Regions from separate parts of the Homo sapiens genome. Here region 1 is linked to region 2. A link is a contact called in ENCODE Hi-C or POLR2A ChIA-PET data. All regions are on one chromosome and are shown on one strand. The core of a region is the stretch at or near the end of the contact, and the rest is flanking DNA. Distances in the headings are between cores, read along the strand shown. Region 1 holds the start of LINC01711 (long intergenic non-protein coding RNA 1711). Region 2 overlaps APCDD1L (APC down-regulated 1 like).

Region 1 (2,884 bases), core at 381-2,880, 180 kb after region 2:
CATCCTAGTAGAAGAGACACATATGAAGGAAATGAACAAGGTACCAGGACAGAGACTTACAGGAGAGAGTGTGGCTGGAAGGCTTCTCTGAGGAAGGGACTTGGGGACTTGAAGGACAGGAAGGAGCCAGCCATCAAATGAGCTACGGTAAGACCATTCCTGGCCGAGGCAGCCAGAGAACAGAGTCCTTGAGGTGGGGAAGGGCTTGGCCAGTTCTAGGCATGCGCCCAAGGCCACTTTGGCTGGAAAACGGTAAGGTCTGGAAGGCTCCGGTAAGGAGTAGGAATTTGGCACTGTCTCACCTAGGAGAGGGGAAACTGCTAACGCAATGGCACATCACCACCTCCAGGAAGTCTTTCAGGGTTGCCTTTGTGGAGGTGAGCCGCCATACCACAGAAAGCCTGGGCCTACTGTCATGGTCTCAACTGGCCGTCATCATCTGTGACTTTGCCTCTTAAGATTCTTTGTATTATGAGGGGTGGGTGTCTTCCCAAAGGCCTCTAATTCTCTCACCGCCACTGCTGTAATGACCTCCTAAAGGTCTCTAATACTCAGAATAGCAGAATAGGGTGACATGTGGGTGATTGCTCTGTGATGTCTTTTACACCATTGATCACCAGGATCCCTGTGGCACATCTGGCTAGTCAAGTGGGTGGCCCCTTACCTCCCAGAGCCATATCACAGAAAGCCCTTCCCAAGGAGGAGCAGCCCAGAGCTCTCTGTCAACCAGCATTCTGAAGCGCCACATGTGGTGATGGTTTAGCAGTGTCTGCTAGGAGCATGGGAGGGGAGGGTGGGGTTAGGTGTGCCATGCATTTGCCCTCCTTCCTAAAAGAACCTCCTTCCCCTCCCCAAAGCCCCATATACTTTCTAGGTCTTAACCCAGTGGCATATACATGATAGATGTTCAAAACATGTGCTGTTTGATCGATAGTGTATTCAGCAGTCATTTCGCAGCCTAGTGACTGCGAGCTCGACTCAGAGAGGGAGTGACAGTGACGGGGCAGAAGCACGTGGCTGCCAGATGGGCGATGGGAAATGTTCCGCACACAGAAGTCAACCATCCTGCCAATTTGGGAACACGAAGTCACTCGTTCGATGCCTGTCAAGTCCCTATGCTGTGCCTGCCACGGCCCTTGCTGCTACGGTACCACGAGCGTCCCCAGGAAGACACCTTGCTTGTCTCTAATTCCATGAACTTTTTGCAAGAAAATCTTGCTTGCCTTCCCCAGGGGTCAGGTCTTCAGAGGGGAGACTCCTGCCCTGGTGTGCCCGGCTCCTGCCCATCCAGCAGAGCAGGAAAAGGTGACTCGGGTTCCATTTGACAAACGTCTCTTCTGAAAGCTGCCCTTAGCAGGCAGGAGAAAAGCCCCCATTTACTGGGGCCTTGTCAGAGTTTCTAGAGCTTAAATTCTCTTCTTCAGAAAGGAAAAATATCTGCGGCCCCACATCCGCAGATGCATAAACGTGGGCGTGATTTATGAGTGCACGTGGTATCCAGCGCTTTCCCCCAGCTACTGTGAAATCGTTCCTCTTCTCTGACTGAGACGTCAACAGTATGGTCACTGTATATGTTTTCCCACTTTTTCCAGAGCCAAGAACCAGGAAAAAAAAATGAAAAATGAAAGTGTACAGGAAGTCAAGGTCAGGCCATACCCACCACAGTTCGGGCAGCCATAGAGGAGAGCTTTCTTAACGGTCCGCTGGGACCCAAGTGGGCCTCCCCTGGGACTGCGTGCTCCCCTACAGAACCTGATGGCTGGAAACACTCACACTACTGCCTGTCCCGGCATCTCTCCCTCCGCCGCAGGGGCTGATGCTGCCACAGGACACAGAGCAGCAGGCCCCAGAGGCTTCTCTGCACCTCTGCTGCCTTTCTGAGTAATCAGAGGAGGCCACACCCACTCCAGGACACCCACACGGGCCTTCTGGGCGATGACGCTCCTGGCCCAGGAGTGGGGGGCTGCCTCACACCTGCTGCTGTGGGGCAGAGTCTCTCCTGGGTCGGGGCCTCGCTGGCGGATCTGCTCCATGTCGTGTGATGTGCTGCAGCCCCGCGTCACCGAGAGCCTCTTATGGGCCACCAAGTCCACACAGCCACTGGCCATGGGGCACCCTGCAGGGCCTCTGGACACGGAGACCTGTGGTTCTCAGCCAGTGGTGATTTTGTGTCCAGGGAACACCTGGCCAAGTCTGGGTTCAATTTTGTTTGTCACAGTTTAAGGTTGGGGTGTCACTAGACATCCTACAGTGCACAGGACGGCCCCACAGCAGACCAGCCCGACTGTCAGCAGCACCGAGCCGGGAAAGCCTGGTCTGGAGCCGTTTCTCTCTAGGGTCCCTGCTAGGGAACCCCTCACTGCCATGGAGAACCCCTCTCCTCCTGTCTCTCAGGACTCTCCGAGGGTCAAGGATGGATGCCTCCCCATCGAGGGCCAAACAAACTGACAAATCGAGTGGGCAAACGGCTTACTCAAAGGCCAGGAGCAGCTACCCGATGACTGCTCCCTCGACCTCTCTCTTCTCACTTTCTTCCCTATTCCATCCTTTGATGGGTGGCCTGTTACACGTTTGGAAATAAAAACAAGTGGGAAAGAGTGCCATAAACATTCCTGGGAAAAAAGCAGGGCCGACTGGAGGTCCATTGTTGCTGAGAGACAAAAAAGATCAAAGGGGAAGAAAGAAAGGATGGAGGGAGGGGAAGAAGAGAGGGAGAAAAGGAAGGAAAGAAGGAGGAAAAGGAAGAAGTAAAGGAGGCAGGAAGGGAAAGAAGGAAGGAAGAGAGAGAGAGAGGGAGGGAGGGAGGGGGGAAGGAAGGAAGGGAAGGAAGGAAAGGAGGGAGGGAAGGAAGGGAAGCAGAGAGGGAGGGGAGGGAGGAAGGAAG
Region 2 (3,261 bases), core at 639-3,138:
TGGCTACTAGAAAACAGATGTCCTCAAGTTCACAGGCCTGGGTTCTGCTCTGCTCATCTGATTAGAAAAAAAGTCAGCAACATCGAAATTCCAGGCCAGTATAGTGTGTGGGTGTCATCTTGCTGCTTGAATTCGGAGTCTCCAATCAGGTCTTGGAACATGTATTCTTTTAACTGGTATTTATTGACCTCCTACTATGTGCCCGGCACCATTCTAACACTGGGGATCCACAGAGAACAAGACAGACAAGGACCCTGCTGGCAAGGAACTCATTCTAGAGGAGAGGGGCTAACAATAGGTGAAAACCAACAAACGGGATTTTTTTCAGATTTCGGCCACTGACAAATGCTGTGATGAAGTCACTGCGCTGTGGTGGGCGCTATCTTTGGGGTGGTCAGGGGTGAGGTGGGCAGAGCCTTCCAGGTGAGGGAGAACTGGAGCCAAGACCTTGAGAGGGACTGGGTTCCATGGGACTGCAGGAGAGCAAGGAGGCCACTGTGGCCGAAATGGAAGGTAGAGGTGTCAGGTGGGCAGGAGGAGGGTCTGTCTGGAAGCTTGGAAGGGTGGTTTTAGGGAATGTCGACAGGTCATTTGTGCTCATGCTGACATCCATTTAAGCGGGGTTGTGTGTGTGAGAAGGAGCAGGCTTTCAGTCTCAGAACCATCAGGAGCGGACTGGAGGCTGCACGCTACTGTTCAAGTCCCCTCTTGAAGTGGGAACAGCTCTTCCCTGCTTGTCTCCGGTCTGCGATGCTAATGGGTATGAATCAGCCCTGACCAGGCCCTGATGCAGTGCTACATTCTGCGTCAGAAAGCTCCAGTCCCTCGTGTCTGAGTCACCTGTGCCCCCAGGAGAGGATGCACAGACCAGGGCCACGTGCTGGTGGGCCTGCGTCACCAAGCCACACACTGCTGTTCAGCCCGGTAGCACCGCTGGGAGATTAAAAGCATGCGCTTAGTGAAAGGCAAAGAGCTTCTTTTGATAACCAGCATCTGTTAGTTAATGGACCTCTGAGAGCTGTATACAATTTCAACTTTTTATTAAAGAAAAAAAGCTCATTTGCTCTCCTGGGAGTTGCACAATGAAATTATCAACTGCATGGGCTTCCCACCCACCCCCCACCTTTCAACGTGACTGAACATGCAATGGAGAACATTAATTTTATCTGGAAATAGGACTCTAGGCTTTCCTCCCCGTCTGTAGATGAGAGCGCTCTCACGTTTTATGTGAAGGGCAGAGACTTAAGGGGCGGGAGCAAAGGGCTGGAAGGAAGGCTTGGTGCCCATGGGCCTCTGGCCCTGTACCAGACAGTCTCAGCCCCTCAGCCTCTGAAATGACCCCTTCCTTTATCAGCCCAGAGTCTTGGAAGCCCTGACCTTCTGCCTGGGAGAAAAGGGATGGTTGCCCTTTCTTCAGCCTTCGTAGCTCCGAGCAGCATCACCTGCCCCCAAACTAACAAGCCCCAGCGAGCAGAGAGCAACTAAGTCCAACTGAGGGGATCCAGGAAGCTGCTGTCCTGCTCAACACACTCCTTCTCATTAGGGATGGCATCCCACGAAGCAACACTAAATTGCCTTCCCCAAATAAAATCAAGGAATCCTATTCCCTCCAAGAGTGAGGAGGACACCCCAAGCCCGTGGGCTGTGATACAGAGGCCCGGATCTCAGGCTCTGGAGCCCAGCCCCTTCTCTCTGTGCCTTAGTGTCCTCGCGCGCAAGACGCAGAGACTCACACACCTCTCACTGACTCAGCTGGGCCTCTCGAGGGTCGCTGAATCTGGTAGATGGAGGTGATCCGTTCACGGGTCTCAGTGTGAGGCTTAACAGGGATAACCAACATTTACTGAGTCACATATTTATTGAAGTTCTTTCTACCATGCACCAGGCACACTGGACCCTTCCGGAAAGATCGCAGGAAGCGAGTCAGAGCCGAGTCTTTTTCGTTGGAGCTTACATTCTAGGCAAATAAGGTCATTTCCGCCAGTGATCAGTTTTCATGACAAAGAACATACAACTGTGATGCAGTGGACTGACAGAAGGACCAGGGAAATGGGGCTGCTCTTTGGGATGCGAATGGTGACATCTTCAGGAGACAACATCTGGTCTGAGACTTGATTGAAAAGAAAGTGCTCAACTTCTGAAGGTCTGGGGGAAGAGAGGCTAGGCGGAAATCAGGGCTTGTGCAAAGGCCCCAAGGCAGCAAGAGCTCCTGTGATCAAGAAACAGAGAGAAGGCCAGTGTGGCCGGGGCATGTGGAGGCGTGGCTGAGCCTTGCAGGCAACAGCGAGCCAGAAGTCGGGCTTTTATTCTGAGTGCAGTGGAAGCCCCTGGGGGGTTTTCAGCAGGACAGGCAGTGGCATGAAAGCAGAACTGAGAGAGCTGGGGTTTACCTCCACTGGTTTTATTCTCTTTCACACATTCTCTGGAAGACACTCCACTTCCTTTCTTTAGAACTGTAATTCCCTTGGTTGACTTTAATAACCAGCAAGAACATTTTTCAGGCTGTTTAATTTTATTAAAAGGTTCAAATTTGATGATAAATGGTGGCATGGTTACTTCAAGCTTCGGATACAAGACCTGCTCAGCCGTGGACATATCATCGACACCCACTGCCATCCCCACCAGGAGCTCCCCCAACCCTGATGTAGTCTGAGACCGTAAATAATGTAATGATTTCTTGTACTTTGGTAAATATGCCAGGAACACTTGTAGCTGTCTGAGAGCTACAGAGAATACTAACTTGGTGGGCTTTTTTTTTTTTTAAGAGGAAGGATGGGTAATAAGTGGAAGCAATTTCAGCAGGCTGACTGAACCCCACACAGTCTCAGGGAGGAAAAGGGCTTCCCTCTGAAACCATCATTAACCTCACAGACAATTGTTCAAAATCTGTGATAAGAGCTAGAGATAGGGATCAGGAGGAGGAAGGAGGGGGTGAGTCATTGGCCCCCAGTCCTGAAAACCCTTGGGCCCACCAGGATGCCAGTTAATTTCACAGTGTACAGATGAGGCCCTGGGAACATGGGCAGAGTCCCTGGGGAGGCACAGCCTGTTCCCACCATGATGACAGTCCCCTCTGAGCAGAGGACACCAATATATTAGGATTATGGCAAGGAGGCTGGGCAAGGCGGAGCTGCCTAGATGTCGCCATGTAGCCTGGTGACCCCGACCTCTCCCTAGGGTGGGCCCAAAGATACACATTCGGAGATTCTCTTCCTTTGTCAGGCAGGCACAGGCAATCTTGGCAACCGAGGATGGCTGGGC

Evidence for each region. A loop is a pair of places that touch in the nucleus more often than their neighbours do. ChIA-PET counts read pairs that join two places held with the same protein, here RNA polymerase II (POLR2A). Pooled maps may share reads with other maps.
Region 1: a pooled map shows a loop between it and region 2 (2.5-fold over the local background). The contact joins the promoter of LINC01711 here to the enhancer-like site in region 2. A Hi-C loop is called at or near these places in 1 of 168 maps with a recorded cell type or tissue (astrocyte of the cerebellum), 5 of 37 single-sample maps with no recorded cell type and 2 of 50 pooled maps. POLR2A ChIA-PET finds 5 or more read pairs at or near these places in 7 of 52 experiments (AG04449, BJ, Caco-2 and 4 more).

The regions. Positions count from the first base shown.
Region 1 is chr20:58,633,142-58,636,025 of GRCh38, forward strand. It overlaps LINC01711 (long intergenic non-protein coding RNA 1711), which reads left to right and starts at 1,631. Exons shown (of 1, transcript NR_125359.1): 1 at 1,631-2,597. RefSeq lists enhancers at 1,635-1,764, 1,785-1,854.
Region 2 is chr20:58,456,608-58,459,868 of GRCh38, forward strand. APCDD1L (APC down-regulated 1 like) reads right to left here. Exons shown (of 4, transcript NM_153360.3): 4 at 2,494-3,261. Among named protein-coding and RNA genes, the nearest start is that of APCDD1L-DT, 57 kb to the right of the region's middle. RefSeq lists enhancers at 2,048-2,187, 2,318-2,427. Within about 2 kb of position 1,889, at least 2 of the 41 ENCODE cell types and tissues checked have a DNase peak (open chromatin) inside an H3K27ac peak, as active enhancers do.